Regions from separate parts of the Homo sapiens genome. Here all the other regions are linked to region 3. Evidence: chromatin loops called from intact Hi-C (ENCODE). Cell type or tissue: HepG2. All regions are shown on one strand. Links, peaks and the distances in the headings refer to the core of each region. The heading gives the core; the rest is flanking DNA. Region 1 overlaps GPC6 (glypican 6). Region 2 overlaps GPC6 (glypican 6). Region 3 overlaps GPC6 (glypican 6).

Evidence for each region. Peaks named below come from ENCODE experiments on the same cell type or tissue, not always from the same donor. Only the 100,000 strongest peaks of a DNase experiment are listed, where the experiment ranks them.
Region 1: it touches region 3 in a loop (13-fold over the local background); 8 of 110 quality-filtered maps call a loop at or near these places.
Region 2: it touches region 3 in a loop (4-fold over the local background); 2 of 110 quality-filtered maps call a loop at or near these places.

What each region holds. Positions count from the first base shown.
Region 1 is chr13:94,342,094-94,347,640 of GRCh38, forward strand. All of the region lies in intron 6 of GPC6 (glypican 6), which reads left to right. Among named protein-coding and RNA genes, the nearest start is that of DCT, 130 kb to the right of the region's middle. RefSeq lists an enhancer at 1,923-2,521. In HepG2, for the core only: no CTCF peak of the experiment used is centred there; a DNase peak (open chromatin) is centred at 2,578.
Region 2 is chr13:93,358,687-93,364,233 of GRCh38, forward strand. The region is part of intron 1 of GPC6 (glypican 6); the gene reads left to right. Among named protein-coding and RNA genes, the nearest start is that of GPC6, 130 kb to the left of the region's middle. In HepG2, for the core only: no CTCF peak of the experiment used is centred there; a DNase peak (open chromatin) is centred at 3,245.
Region 3 is chr13:93,245,789-93,251,335 of GRCh38, forward strand. All of the region lies in intron 1 of GPC6 (glypican 6), which reads left to right. Among named protein-coding and RNA genes, the nearest start is that of GPC6, 22 kb to the left of the region's middle. RefSeq lists enhancers at 2,436-2,937, 2,938-3,437. In HepG2, for the core only: a CTCF peak has its summit at 2,939 (motif pointing right); DNase peaks (open chromatin) are centred at 3,033 and 3,813; H3K4me3 peaks cover 1,380 bases.

The sequences.
Region 1 (5,547 bases), core at 274-5,273, 1.1 Mb after region 3:
TTTAAAATAAACCTCCCAGATGCTTCTTCTCACTATAATAAAGCACTTTGAAGAACTACTATTTATTTCGTTCCAGTAGCTGAAAGTATACTTTTTGGTTATTTAATAGAAAGCACTACTGTGAGTTGAATTGCGTCCCCCAAAAAGATATGTCGAAGTCCTAACTTCCACTACCTGCGAATGAGACCTTAATTGAGAATAGGGTCTTTGCAGATGTAACCAATAGGTCGCATAGGAATAGGATGAGCCTTGAATCCAATGACTGGCTTCCTAATAAGAAGGGAATTTGGACACGGAGACCCAGAGGAGGCACATACAGAGGAAGAACACCGTGTAAAGACAGAGGCAGAGATGGCAGTGATGCAGCCGTCGGTCAAAGGATGCCCAGGAGCCACCAGATGTTAGGAGAGAGCAGTGCACAGATCCTCCCTCTGAACCTCCAGAAAGAACCAACCTGGTCAATACCTTCAGACTCCGGGCATCCAGAAGTGTGAGAGAATACATTTCTGTTGTTTTAAGTCACCCCGTTGTGGGACTTTCCTGGCAGCCCCGGGAAACTACACGTGCGCAAAGCTAAGAACTGGAATCCCACGGGGAAATTCTTTCTCCATCCGTCACTCCCTGGTGCACTTTCTTCTCTGGCCCTCAGTGTTGGGAACTTTATCAGGAGGTTGCCTCCTGCACCTCGGGGTCCCTTGTGCTTCTCCCTCCTGTCTCTCTCGTAAGCCCATCCTCAGTCCTAGACTGTCTCGCCAGCTCCCCGTTCAATACTTCAAAGAGCAGCTGTCCAGGGTTGCAGCTGATTTTGCCTGACACTCTCCCAAAAGAGATTTGAGGGATTTCCTGATTCACTGGATGGCCAATGTCACCCTGAAGTATGAGGTTTTTCACAAATTAAACTGGAAAACATATCTGAAAATCTCATGCCCTGCCAGAACTGATTAAAAGTGAGAAAGGCAGAGAATAAAGTAACACAGAAGTGATCCTTGTCATTTTTGCCAGATTACATTTCCCCCATGTAGCAACGAGGTGTCTATCACTCCGGGATCATCCACTTCGAGGGCAGGCTGAGTGAAGGTCATTTTGGTTTTTATTGATTCTATGGCTCTGGCATTACTCATAAGGATTTACGGTATTTAACCCACCAGGAGAAGCCCTGAACTATAAATGACTCTCCTTTTGCCAGGAGAGCCTGCTGCATCATAAGTGACACCGGCTACATGGATTCCTTCACAGCCATCTCTAATGAAGCCCGCAGCCTTTGCCTCCGCACAAAAGCACACGGCCTCTCATTTCATGGGGCTGATCCCTCCTTTGGCTCTGAATCAGCACGAGGTTGTTTAGCTTACTAAGTAGGGTAATCCAGATACAGGGACAGAAAAAGAACTGAGTGCATAAGACTCATGCTGTTCCTTTCACGTCAGCATCCTCCAGGACCAAAACTGGGAATAAGAAAATGAAAGTCGAAGAGCATGAAATAGGGAAAATAGAAAATTAAGGCTAGGATTATTAAGGCTTATGAAGTGGTCTCGCATGTGTTACAAGGGGCTCAGGACACAACAGAGGCACAGGAAATATATTTGTTGAAGAATAAGGGAATGAATCAACTTTGAGAGCTTGTTTAAAACTTGTTATTGTTGTTAACTTTTTTTTTGAGGCAGGATCTTGCTCTGTGGCCCAGCCTGGAGTTCAGTGGTGCAATCACAGCTCACTGCAGCCTCAACTTCCCCAGGCTCAGGTGATCCTCCCACCTCAGCCTCCTGAGTACCTGGGACTACAGACGTGTGTCATCAGGCCCAGCTAATTTTTGTATTTTTTGTAGAGACCAGGTCTCACTATGTTGCCCAGGCTGGTGTCGAACTCCTGGGCTCAAGTGAGCCTCCCGCCTCAGCCTCCCAAAGTTTTGGGATTACAGGTGTGAGTCACTGTGCCTGGCCCATCATTATTATTTTAACTAAAAACTTTTCCTCCTCAGAAAAGAATTAAGGATGTTTTAAACACAGGGCTAATGTTTATTGACGGTGTTCTCACAACCAATAATTTGTGAACCCAGGACTAAAATGGGCTCAGAGGCAAAAAGAAAAAAATCAACAATATTGATCTTATCTTTATGGAAAATTTTGATATTTTATTTATCACATAAGCAAATGCCTCCCATGCCTCCTAGGCCCTGCCCTGTGTGAACCTTTAGAAATGTAAAGAATGTTTTGTTAAGGGGAGAATGTGAACATTCAGGTTTGAATTAACAATGAATTAGGAAGGAAAAGCCCCTTGGAACCAAGGAAGGAGTCTTCCACATGAGCTTGAAATGAAACAACAATCTCCACGAAGCAGTCTTAGTCTCACAGGAGGGATGATTTTCAATTCACAGACTTTTCTTTCCCCAGAATCTGGAAATTTGAGTTTGCCGCACTCATAAATGCTTTTTTGCACATATGTGCATGCAAAAGCATCCTGAAGCTTCATGACTGATAATTTTACTCTTCGTGACTGGTCATTGCCCCGAAATGAGTCAAGGACATGTCTGCAGAGAATATCAGAGCAACAGACCGAATCCCTTCCCAGGAGTATCTCCAGCCCCCGCTAACACCGAGCATTTATTGTTTGCACACTATTTTTAGTATTTGGACACTGACACTATCTGCAACTATTTAACCCTTTCTTTGTCGATATGCTTTGTCACTAATAGGCAACTCTGTCTCTATAAGGATAAAAATTACACTTGAAAAGATTCTACTAGTGGAAGCCCATGGTACTTATTCAATATATTCTGGATTAATCCATGAATTAACTGTAAATTCCTCTGCTTTGGCTTTTCTCTTTGTTGAATTAAAGTTGTTCCTGTTTTATCCTAAGCTCTCAGAACATTCCAAGAAATTTCCTTTTTTGGAAAAATATGGGCTCCTAGCAGTCAAGTGGGACTGGGATATGAAAATAAAATATTCTTAAATTACCACTACTATTATTACATTTATAAAACAAGTCTATTAACTGGTCTATATTTATAGAATCTCAAACGTTTGAAGCAGATAATAAAATTCACCCTGTTTCTCAATTTAAAATCTGCTAGCAAAAAGCACTTAGTCGAATTATTTCAAATTTGTCAGACTATAATGTCTCAGAAGACACCTGCAGGTCAATATTTTTCTGTCTTTCTTAACCTGACACCAAGTTTTATATATATATCTTGCCCTGTAATAGTATCTAATACAGGGCTGTGCTCCCTACTTTAAGAAAACTGAGATCCAAAAATCTGATTTTGGGGGGGAAAAGAAAAAGTCATACTTACTTTGCAAAAGAATTTAAATAGCAAGCTCCCTCTGAGTACTTAAAATATGATTCAATTTACCAAATCGTTACTAGTGCATGGCAGAGAATGTCCTGTTCATCTACTTTTATTTAGGGCTCCTCAGATCTAAGAACATGAACATGAAAGAACATGCCCATTGCAGAGTTACGATCCTTCTCTAAAAGGGGCATAGTGCCATCTACATGCTTAATGAAAAACACGTGGGTCTAAGTTTGCTAGAGGCTCAGGCAGACCCAGCTCTGGGAATCAAGAGGTACAGTGTAGGAAAGCTGTTCAGCTCTCTTGAGAACATCCACCTGTCAGGGCTGGCTCCTGGACATATGCGACAGGTTGTTGTTATTGTTGGTATCATTATTATTTTTGCTAAAGAGCACTGTAGCTTCCTAGGATTGCTACAACAAAGTACCACAAACGGAGTGGCTTAATACAAGAGAAATGTATTGTCTCAGTTCTGAAGCCTAGACGTCTGAAATTAAGGTAGCAGCAGAAGCATGCGCCCCCTGAAGGATCTAGGGGAGAGTCTATTTCAGGCCTTCTCTAAGCTTCTAGTGAAACTTCTAGAACTAGAAGCTTCTCTAAGCTTCTAGTGGATTTCCCAACAACCCTGGAAAATCCTTGGCTTGCAGCTGTAGCACTTGAGCCTCTGCCTTCCTCATCACATGGCATTTCCCTGCATGTCTGTGTCTGTGGTCTTGTCTTATAAGGACACCAGTCATATTGGGTTAAGATCCCACTTTATTCTGGTATGAGCCCATCTTAACTAATTACCTCTGCAAAGACGTTATTTCTCACCTTCCATACTGAGGTTCCTGGGATTAAGACTTCCAGGTAATGTTTTAGGAAACATAATTCAACCCATAACAGGCATTTATGAATTTGCAGACTGTTGAGGATGGGGGGAGTGTGAGTTCTTAATCTCATTACATGTTGAATGCTGCGCTATGTAAGATTCCTCTGATAGGAACCAGCATCTTGCTTCATGATGTTCCACTCATGTGGATGGATGTTCTGAAGTTTCACTTCTAACAAGAATCACTGGCCGGGCACGGTGGCTCACGCCTCTAATCCCACCACATTGGGAGGCCCAGGTGGGTGAATCACAAGGTCAGGAGTTTGAGACCAGCCTGGCCAACATGATAAAACCCGTCTCTACTAAAAATACAAAAAAAATAGCTGGGCGTAGTGGCGGGCACCTGTAATCCCAGGTATGCGGAAGGCTGAGGCAGGGAATTGCTTGAACCTGGGAGGCGGAGGTTGCAGTGAGCCGAGATCATGCTACTGCACTCCGGCCCGGGCAACAGAGCAAGACTCCTCTCAAAAAAAAAAAAAAAAAAATTCACTGCAATACCTATGTCACCCTTTGGCGTGGGAGGTAGGACACCATGGAGACAGGGGGAGGTCTTGATGGGAGAGTGAAGGAGGGATGAGACTAAGCATGAAAACAAAAATGAAGAGAGCTTACCTGGCAAGTAAGAAGTAAAGAGAGTGACACTTCCAGAGATGACTGTAAGCTTTGTCTCTCACTGCTCAACATCCTACACTTTCATCTAGTTCATTATTTTCCACAGCAGCCTTTCCACCCATAGCATAATACTAACAGGGGTGAACAGAAAGAAGCATCATGAGTATAATTTTCCTTTTTTCTTCTTCAATACCTAGTTTGTTTACATGTCATTTTGTTCGTTGGAGGTGAGCTCAAGGAACTGGGGGTGATGTTATATTTGAGCATTTCAGATGCACGATTCGAGAGTTCCTGAACACTGCTATCTGAACTGTAGTGTTGATCATGGTCTCTTGTTCTTCCCATATCCAGGATGGTTCTTCTGAACCACCCAGATCATGTTCTTCTCATACCCAAAATGGTCTTTTGGGAGTCCTGCTGATTTTTGATTGGAAATAAATTAAGTGACAAAGTCCAAAACCTCTGCAACTTCTTGTAGGAAAGATGATCAAAATGAAACAACTGTCCTGAAAGCTCCCCTAGTTTTCAAATATAACTTTTCAGGACTATGTGCTTTGATGGAGTATGATATACTTGACAGACAGATTTTTGGTCAGCATAATTTCCTTTCAGAAGTTACCCAGCCAAATATCATGACTAATAATTTCATACTAAAACAGAAATTGAATTTTTCTTTGAGATGAAAATGAATCCACTAGTATTTTTTAAATCACCTATAGACAGAAATTGATTTGACATAATGTAATATGATTTTTTAAAATAATTTAGGAATATG
Region 2 (5,547 bases), core at 337-5,336, 110 kb after region 3:
CTCAAAAGAAAAAATTTTGGAAGATGATTTTTTTCCTGTATTTGTTTTCATTCATATCTTTTGGGAACATAAATTTAACTATATATTCATTTTATGTAAGTGGCTCCAGCACGAGTGAAAATGACTTCAGAGCAGGGGTTTTGATTTTTGCAGGCATGTCTACCACTCCCTGTGATGTTCAGTGTGTTACTGTGTAATAGATGATTAATAGGGGAAAGTGTTTTAGGTGATTGTTATGTCTGTCAAGCTCAAATGCAGATAGAAATGTATTGCCTTAATTCTCTCTCTCTTTTTTTTTTTTTGTTTTTTTTTTCACTTTTTGCCCAGGCTGGAGTGCAGTGGTGTGATCACGGCTCACTGCTGCTTCAACCTCCTGGGCTCGAGATCCTCCCACCTCAGCCTCCCAGGTAGCTAGGGCTACAGATGCGTGCCACCATGCTAGGCTAATTTTAAATTTTTTATAGAGGCTGGGTCTCAGCATGTTGCCCAGGCCAGTCTCAAATTCCTTGGCTGAAGCAATCTTCCAGCCTAGGCTTCCCAAAGTGCCAGGATTACAGGCATGAGCCACCGCACCCAACCTAATATTCTTGTGTAGAAAAAAATAATAATAATAACTAATTGATTTTTCTTATGTCATCACATTGCATTACCTTTATTCTACTAGCTCTGTTACCTCAAGGAGGCCATAGAATCTTCTGTTACTCAACTTCCTCATCTGTAAAATGGGATAATCGTACATTCTGTGCCTGTGTATCCATGAGATTACAAGCTTTGAGTGACAAAAGTTATCTACTTAGAAAAATAAAATTATATATGTATATGTGTTTATAATAAATATACATATTTGATATGTGCAATAGTTGAATGTGCAAACTGCAATGGGGAAAATATTAAAACTGTGATTTTTCTGGACCTTAAATATAGTTAAGTATATTTTAAAATGCTTTTGAAACATGGAAAAGTTTTCTGAGGCTTTGGAAGTATGAATTCAAAATGGTACTGCTAATGAGAGTAAATATTTCAAGGTAATGTGAAAAGTCTGAGACAGAGGTTATTGGCCAGTAATTTACCTGGAGGAAGGCAAGGTAAGTCTGCAAACATAGAGCATGTGGATCTTTCTGTACTATGTCATTCTGTTCATATAATCTGAACATTTTTTTTAATCTCCATGCATTACTATCTTGAATAAACAAAATAATTAGGCAAAGAAAACATATTTTAAAAAGTTAAAACGTGTTGGAAGAGAAACCATCAGAATATAAGCTGTTATGCCTTCCCAGCCTCTGTATTAAACATGGAATTTTTACTCTTTACCCTAAGTCATTGGGAGAAGATGAAAGTTTTTTCAAAGGGGAAACTCAGGAACATGATTGTAAAGAAAATGTCTAGTTCCTAGAGAGAGCCAGTAAAAGAACATCATTCCACAAGTTACTGCCTCCAATTTAAAAACATCAAAACAGGATAAAGAGTGTCTCCTACTGAGCGGAAAGTAGAGACCAGAAGGTTTGTTGAAACCCCAGAGTGAAAACCACTTAGAGAATCGGAATCGTCAAGTATAAGGTTGTGAGATGGATTCAGAGACCAGACTGAAATATGTCTCTGCCAATCTGTGCAGTGAAAGTGGATGACAAGGGAGATGGGAGACAGGAGTCAGAGGTGGCAGAACAGGCATTGGCCTCCCTGAGAGATGTCCAGGGCGTGAGAGTGAATTTGTGAGTAGGTGACAGAGGCATGTCACAAAAAGCAGGCACAGAGAGCAATACAGAATGAGAGGTCATTTTACTGTAGCCCAAAAGTTAGTATGGTCCACGGATACCAGAGCCTATAAAATAATATCATGGATTTATGAAATATGAGAATTCTATTGTGTGCTGTGTGTGTAGATAAAAAAAGTAAGTGCCTACAAATTAGATGTGCAGCAAAATAGAATCTTTTAAGTTTTCTATAATTGATGTGTTTACTTTTGAATCCCCCACCCTTACTGGTAGTGATGGTTGGAGTGGGATAGAATTGATGTATGTTGATGAGTTATCAGTGGATTATTTTTCCTCCAAAGTCGCTTTTGGTTTCCAAACACTTTCTGTTAGAAATATATTCAATAGGTTCACAGTTCAACTCCTGATCAGTTATTTCTATCCTTCTTCCCTTCTGAAAATCTATGTTTGCAGGCAGACTTAGAGGCTTCTAGTGTGGATGTGGAAGCCTTTAACTCCGTGACCCCACTGTGTGGCCAGTGCTTGAGTTCTAGGGTATGGGCCTCTGGATCTATTGTGCAGTGTTTGGTCTGATTCTGTCCTCTGGAATCTTACTCGCTTTTTTTGTTTTTCAAATCTGCAAAACGCACCCCTCTCTTGCTGACCACCTCTTGCTTGGTGCTACGGATACCTCCTGAAATCTGGCTGCTGTTTATATTTGTTCATCAGCTCAAGTGGCCCATGCTTTAGCCCTAAGCTGCTGTGCCCTTGGTTCCTGTCACAGTTCAGACCTTATGGATTCTCCTTGCTGCTTGCCTGAAGCTCTGAAACTTTCTTGCCATACATAGGCCCTAGGAACCAAGATGAGTTTCCCGCTCAAACAGAGAAAATGTTCAAAACCCCATTGCTTCTGCCTGTTCCCACCTCATTTCCAAAAATTAGGCAAAAGTTGCAAAGCATCTGGCAGCCTGTTTTCCCTGTCATTGTCTCTAATTCCTTCCCACAAACCCCTAAGATGTATATTGCTCCATCCTGCTATGTAGGACTTATCCTGGGGCATAAAAACTTTCTTATCCAGAGAAATAAGCATCATGCCATAGATGTTCATAAGATATAGAACAGACATTCATAGCCATTATCTACAGGTTGCAAGAGATTAAATATTTCCTTTATTCATTTAAAAACGTGTATTTTCTAAATCTTCTATAATAAACAGGTACTATTAATACATATATTCATAAAAAGAAAAAGTGTTTACAAATTGCACAAAATAAGATGGAAAAGAATCCTGGTTTTTCTGCTTAAAGGAGTACTTCCTATTCTATTATGAGATGCGAGACCCTGCAAATGCTAACAGACAGAGATAAATGAAAGATACAGGAACAGCAGTAGTGGTTAGGCAGAAAAAAACCTGGACCTTAAAAACCCGACTTCAGTAAGGGCAAAAGGAGTTTCTAGAGTCCCTGGGTCCGTGCAGTCAAAGCAGATAATCACAACTGGGAGAATTTCAAGAGAAGACAGATTGTTCACTTGCAGGATTGCAACTGTTTTGTTTACTCTTGGTTGTTGATCTTTCACTTGTGACTGGATGATCATACAAAGACTCCAGCCTCAGTAAGTGATGAATTGTTAGTTGAAGGAGAACTGTGTTTTGTAATAAATAAGGTAACTCTTTCATAATCTCTGCTGTCAGGATGCTCTGGGGTATGTTTTGGGGTTCATTAGTTCTATAATATCTCTGCCAGTTCACCTCTACATGCCACTCCAAATAACTAATCAGAGGACAGCTTGTGTGCTTGCTGTGCAAGCTCAGTGGAAGCACTCAGCTCCTCAAACATCAGATTGTCTCTGCCCAGTTCTTCCTGGAGAGAATTTCTCAGTTGCCCTGTATTCTTCCAAGGTCTCTCCAGCATGTTTTGGTTCCTCTGAATGTAACCCTTTGCTTTTGAATTTCTGAGTGGTAGATCCATTTTACCATCTCCTTACAGTATTAGTACCCATAAAGACATTACCTGTGATTGAGTCTCTTTGATCAAGGGCTGTAAACCCATCCAAGGTGAGAATGTAAGGGTGGGAAAATCCATTTTTCTGTGACATCAGGACCAAATAACTGCAAAGGAAAGGTGCCCAAATATATTAAATATTGTCTTAGTGACTTTTACTAAAAAACATAACTGTGAGATGGAGTTCTGCTCGAGTACTGTCAGGCACTTAATATATTCCAAATAAATATGGCTGGAGTTAGATTGACTGAACTTATTCACAGAGGGAGAGAGTTTGGAAGTGACTTACTGATAATAAAAAAAAAAATTTTTTTTAAAGGGTTTGAGGTGAGGTCTTACATAGGAAAAGTCATTTTCTGATGTTCTAACTTGCTTTACTAATCTTCAGGAAACAACTGTGGTACATTTTGTCCTAAATAAATGTTTCTTAAAGGAGTACTCAAGTGGTTGTTAAAGTTTTAAGCACTCTGCATCTTTTTAAATAAATGCATTGCTTAGCAAGTACAAATGTGAGTCTCCCAGATTCCATCGCCCCACTGACTTCTGCCAAACAGTGCTAGTATTAATTTTTAGGTGAAAAGACAGGTCAGAACAGTCTGAATTCAACATTATACTGATGAACGACTATTTTTTAAATGGCTGCAAAATGTATTAGTATCTCTACCAAGACGTTTCATAAGTACTAAATAATGTCAGTAGGTTTTGTGTCTTTTTTTTTCTTTCCTTTTTTTTTGTTTTTTTTTTTGTTTTTTTTAAAATTATTATTATACTTTAAGTTTTAGGGTACATGCGTACAATGTGCAGGTTAGTTACATATGTATACATGTGCCATGCTGGTGTGCTGCACCCACTAACTCATCATCTAGCGTTAGGTATATCTCCCAATGCTATCCCTCCCTCCTCCCCCCACCCCACAACAGTCCCCAGAGTGTGATGTTCCCCTTCCTGTGTCCATGTGTTCTCATTGTTCAATTCCCACCTATGAGTGAGAATATGCGGTGTTTGGTTTTTTGTTCTTGTGATAGTTTACTGAGAATGATGATTTCCGATTTCATCCATGTTCCTACAAAAGACATGAACTCATCATTTTTTATGGCTGCATAGTATTCCATGGTGTATATGTGCCACATTTTCTTAATCCAGTCTATCATTGTTGGACATTTGGGTTGGTTCCAAGTCTTTGCTATTGTGAATAATGCCGCAATAAACATACGTGTGCATGTGTCTTTATAGCAGCACAATTTATAGTCCTTTGGGTATATACCCAGTAATGGGATGGCTGGGTCAAATGGTATTTCTAGTTCTAGATCCCTGAGGAATCGCCACACTGACTTCCACAATGGTTGAACTAGTTTACAGTCCCACCAACAGTGTAAAAGTGTTCCTATTTCTCCACATCCTCTCCAGCACCTGTTGTTTCCTGACTTTTTAATGATTGCCATTCTGACTGGTGTGAGATGGTATCTCATTGTGGTTTTGATTTGCAATTCTCTGATGGCCAGTGATGCTGAGCATTTTTTCATGTGTTTTTTGGCTGCATAAATGTCTTCTTTTGAGAAGTGTCTGTTCATGTCCTTCACCCACTTTTTGATGGGATTGTTTGTTTTTTTCTTGTAAATTTGTTTGAGTTCATTGTAGATTCTGGATATTAGCCCTTTGTCAGATGAGTAGGTTGCGAAAATTTTCTTCCATTCTGCAGGTTGCCTGTTCACTCTGATGGTAGTTTCTTTTGCTGTGCAGAAGCTCTTTAGTTTATTTAGATCCCATTTGTCAATTTTGGCTTTTGTTGCCATTGCTTTTGGTGTTTTAGACATGAAGTCCTTGCCCATGCCTGTGTCTTAGTAAATATA
Region 3 (5,547 bases), core at 348-5,347:
CTCCCCGCATACTTTAAAAAGTTTACATGAGCCCCTAGGGGGACTAAGGAAAAGAGCAGAATGGGACCAGAGCAGTCTATCCCATGTCTGCCTGGAACAAAAGAGGCCAACGATTCTTCTTCCTAAGTAGAATGGGCTCTCCACATTGCTTTAAATGGGAAATGGGCAATGGCATTTCAGGTTTCTTTCACCACAGGATCCTATTTTTCTTACTAATATGGTATGCCTTCTGTTGGTACCTATGACTCTTAATTAATTTTTGGTCCTGTTGAGATTTCTGGTCAAGAGAAATTCCATCCCCCCAACCTCCTCCTTGAGCTGTTTTTCCTATCCTAGCCTCTCAGGCACAGATCTAGCCATTTCCCCTGACTTTTAGACTGTTATGCAAGGCGACTACATTTAGAGCTGGTCACTCTGCATTTTGTACACATTGAATTAAAGATATAGCATAATACATTCTGGGCATGCACACCTGCACTCTCTAGGCTTTACTAGTTGCATGTTTGCTCCTTACATCATAGTTTTAGGTTTATCAAGCAATTGGCTTCCTCTCTTTGTGCCCCCAGGACAGCTGAGATTAGCAGGGGCCAGTGCTTCTCCACAGAATTTGAAGGAACTAGAGGTATTTTTTTTCTTAAGATTGCAGTGATGTTGAGGCAACCATTTTCTTTGCAAAGAAAACACCTTGAAGTGTTCTAAAAAATAATAATAATAAATAACTTTTATTTACTATTTTCTTAATAGATGAGAATAACTCAAAGTCACTAGCACTTGTGAAATGAACTTAACAAAAGCCACTATGATTGAGACCATCCTGGCTTACACGGTGAAACCTCGTCTCTACTAAAAATACAAAAAAATTAGCCGGATGTGGTGGTGGGCACCTGTATTCCCAGCTACTAGGGAGGTTGAGGCAGGAGGTGAACCCCAGAGGCGGAGCTTGCAGTGAGCCGAGATTGTGCCACTGCATTCAGGCCTGGGCGGCAGAGCAAGACTGTCTCAAAAAAAAAAAAAAAAAAAAAAAAAAAAGCCACTATGCACACATTATAGGTATTTTTAAATGACAGGCCTTACATTTTTTCCTGGAAAAAAAAAATTGTCTTTTAGCTGTTTGCTTATCCTAATTTCCCCCCCAAATCTCCATGATTGGGAGTTTTTCAAACTTAAAAAACTGTGACATTTAAAATTTCTGGTAATTTGTTCTCTTTTTTCTTTTCTTTTTTTTTTTACAGCCAAATATTTAACAAAAATTTTAAGTATAATGTAACATTTTATTATGAAAGAAACAACTACTGGAAACTAACTTGCAACAAAAACCATTCTAGTATCTTTGCAGTACCCTTAGGAGATACCTAATTCTTTAAAGAGATGTTTATATTAATGAACTGATTTTAGAAGACAGAATTTTTGAGATCGCTTTTAGATACCTACAAGCTATATTAAAAATCACCAATAAACAAATTAAGATTATCTTTGACCTCTGTTTTCTGTTGGCCTAACAAATGTTTTTGCAGAGTTTAGGATTGCTATTTTGAAAATGGGAACTTGTAATTCTAAAGTACTAACAATCTGAAAATGCAGGATTGCTGGACACTCCTATGTGGTGATCCATTATTAGCTTCTCCTCCAACTATATTTGCCTTGAACTTGAGAATCTTAGTTTACTGTTACTTTTACATTATCAAGTGCTAATGTGTGAAAGGATTTTATTATGCTTTTACTACTCATTTCATGATATGGTATCTTATTCAATATTCTTTCACAGACTTGGGGATATTAGATATCAGGTCAAGCATTATGTTAAAAGCTTAGGCCAATCTTTTTATATGACCGCAATAAAGAATATATTCATTTCACTTATATTACCACATGGCCCTCATAAAAGGTCAGTTTCAATTGAATATAAAATACCTTACAAATGGCAAATCATATGTCATCAACAACACACCTATTATGAATAATCTATTTTCAATTACCACCTTCCCCTCTTTAAAATATAACTTGGAAATGTCTTAGAATCACTAAGAGATCTTCATTATGTATTTTGTGCAAAAGACATAAAAATTGTATATTTTTCTGTTTTAGTCAACAAAATATGTATGGAGTAATCACACTTAAATTTCAGTTAAAACAAGTTAGGTGCATCAGATATTCAGACCAAAAAACATGAAATTATATTTTTTCCATTTTGTTGTTAACACAAAATTTAACTAATTAACTGAATCAGTTACTCGGCCTGGGCTATTGATGATGAGATAATATTACAAGAAGTTATATGTATACACATAAGCTGGTTGCTGTGATTTAGGAGTGCCAATTTATTCTTACTCAGAACATGCTTAGCAGTGTATACAAAGGTTTCCAGTATAACAAAGGGTTGACTATATATAGAAATATAGGTTAGAATGAGCTTAATTCTATGTGATAACCAAGGTTGATTTTTACAACTGGAATAACAATTTCCTAGAACAGAAAAACCTGTAGCATATTTAAAAATGAGTTTTAACCTTTCTAGCCATGATTTTAAAAAGCACAGTCTTGACAAAACTGCTTAGTCCCCTAAAGGATATATTTTCAAAAGTATGATCTTATGTTTGAAAAAAAAAAAGTCTAAAAATGTTCTGTACTTTAAAAGGCCCACAAAAAGTGTTTTTTTTTTTTTTCTTTTTTAAGTGAGCCTCTGTCACAATTACTATAATCAGGAAAAATGGAATACAAATAAGCAAGAGCAGGCTTTTTCCCAGTACGACACTTCCTACAGCTATCTTCATTCAGGGTGACAATTTCTATTTTAACCTAATTAAGTATAAGAGAGGACCAGTGTCCTAAGCCATAAGCCTGAAGGTTCCTGGAAGTACTGAGCTGCTCATTACCTCCCGGGCACTGCTGGGAGCCGCTGCCTGAAACTTCTGGAAGGTGCCACGGATGCCCAGAAGGAGGCTCTGCTGCACAGCGCCAGCCTGTAGGTGCACCACCTTCAACCGCATTTCAGCCTGGTTACTGTGGAATTGATTTTCACGGCTCATGACAGAAGCTGTTTTCAGCCCATGAAAAGGAAGTGGCTGGAGCTGATACGCCTAACACAAACAGCAAATTGCTCCATGGCTTTCATAGCATTCGAGGCCTGTTACCTTAAGGTTCTAATGGCCTTTTAACAGTGTTTCCAGCTGAGCAGCAGATGTAAAGGATACTGAACATTGAAAGCACTGTTCTTTTTTCCCCTCCCTGAAAGAATCATTGTTTACAGACATTGTACCAACACCATATCCTAGGACCTATTCACTGGCATGTTAGATTTGAAAAACTGAAACAAATTTCAGATAAATAGAAAGTATTATCAGTGCCATAAACCTACCACCTTACTGAGCTGTCTGTCCTATATTACCACCCATCAGGAACTGAGATCACTGAGGACGTATTTTCACCATTAATAGGGGCCCCCATTTGGTAATATCGCATCAGGGAAAATAATTAATGGAACCCTGTGAAACCTCTGAAACTCCTTATACTTTAAATTGATTGATTTTAATCCTAAAAATTGCTGTGTATTTCTGAAAATAACACATTTAACATTTAGAATTGTATCCTTTCTGCCTTTGGCTTCCCTTTCTGTTGTTCTGAGTGTTTAGTTTCGTCCTCTGTTGGTAAGGGTTGTGAAATGTTTGCCTTATAGGCAGCTATGGGCTTCCTGCATAGGGAACATGAAGGCCTTTAAAAGGTTTGGTCTGTTGAAAGAGGTTGGCATTTCAGTCTTGTGGACTTTTGGGAAAAAAATGTTAAACATAACTGAAGAGCCCTTGTCAAATTGGAGGTTTTTCCATTTTAAAAACTAGAGAAATAGTATGTCTTTTGATTTCACTTTGGTCCAAGCAGCGCCTCATATTTCCACTTTCCAGTGGTAACTAGCAGAGGTAAGAGAAAAACAGCCATGCGGGTGAGTCATCATTCCTCACTCCAGGAAATGGCTCATTTTACAAGCTTTTGGAAGGACCTTTGGGAAGTTGTGAGCTGCCACCATTTTTGAATTGAAAATATACATATGTTGCAACTCTGATGTAAAAGGCATATAGTTCCTTTTTCCTCCACCTCTTGGTTTCTCCTTCTCCTTCTCTTCTTGCTCATATAACCTGTGTAGTTTTCCGCAGGAGCTCCCACTTGATGGGTAACAGGAGAAAACATTTTAGTCTGATCTAGTTGAAAATGTAGTCTGATCAGTTTTGCCTTTCTAGCTGACAGTCAATCAAGTGGGATACTTGCTGTGGTGCAGTGGCTTTGACTCCTGGCTCCTCTACTTAGCCTTTTCTGAACCTCTCTGTGCCTTGATTTTTCCATCTGTAAACAGGGGTAATAGCAATTCCTATCTCTCATCACTGGGATTGTGCTACACGAATGAACACTTCTAAAGCTCTTAGAATAGTATCTGACAAGTACGAAAGGCTGTACACATGCTTGTCAATTAACACAGAGTAGAGGAGGAAATAAATCTCTTAGATTGCGGAGTGATAAAGGAGTGACTCTTTCTCACGAAAGAAAACTGAGGGTCCTAGGGCTCTGCCCATTTCCAGGGCCCTGCTGGCCTGCATATCTGGGGGTGGTATACTTTGTGATCTGCTCTTATTCAAGTTGGGAAGGACCGGGTAACTAGTCCCCTTCCTTTGGTATTCACCCTCACATTGGCCTTTCTGGGCATGAAGACCTCCTGAGTCACTGGTTTGTCACTCAACTGGCCTCTGGCCCACCTCCAGCCTTGATCACTTGGCATGGGGGGACCATGACAAGCCTCTGGTTTGCAACTCCGCTGCTTTCTGAGTTCTTCCCAGGAGGGCTCTAGGGATTGCTGAGCCAGACCAGTGCTACCCAGGTGAGGGGTGTAGCTCTCCCTCTGAGTACTCTGTGCCCCAAAGTTGACCCTAAAGTTGGTCCAGGTAGCCCACCAGGCAATCTCTTCACAGAATCCTAGGCAGAATTTGGGCCCCACATCCTGCTTCCCTTTGGCTTCCCAGCATTGAGGCAAAGCTCAGAGAGAAACTGGGTGTATTAGTTTGTTTTCACACTGCTGATAAAGACATATCCAAGACTGGGCAATTTACAAAAGAAAGAGGTTTAATGAACTCACAGTTCCACATGGCTGGGGAGGCCTCACAATCATGGTGGAGGGTGAAAGACACGTCTCACATGGCAGCAGTCAAGAGAAGAGAATGAGAGCCAAGCGAAAGGGGTTTGCTCTTATAAAACCATCAGATCTCGTGAGACTTATTCACTACCACAAAACAGTATGGAGGAAACCATCCCCATGATTCAGTTATCTCCCACTGGGTCCCTCTACAACCTGAGGGAATGATGGGAGCTACAATTCAAGATGAGATTTGGGTGGGGACATAGCCAAGCCGTATCACTGGGTGACTTGGCAAACCATTACCATTCTTCCACCTCCTTCCTTTGCACAGACCCCTTGGGCAGGGATGGGTTTGCTATCTCTTTCTCTTTCTGACTGGAATTCAAGCCCTTCTGCCACATTTAGAGACTTCTGCCTACTAAAGAGATGAT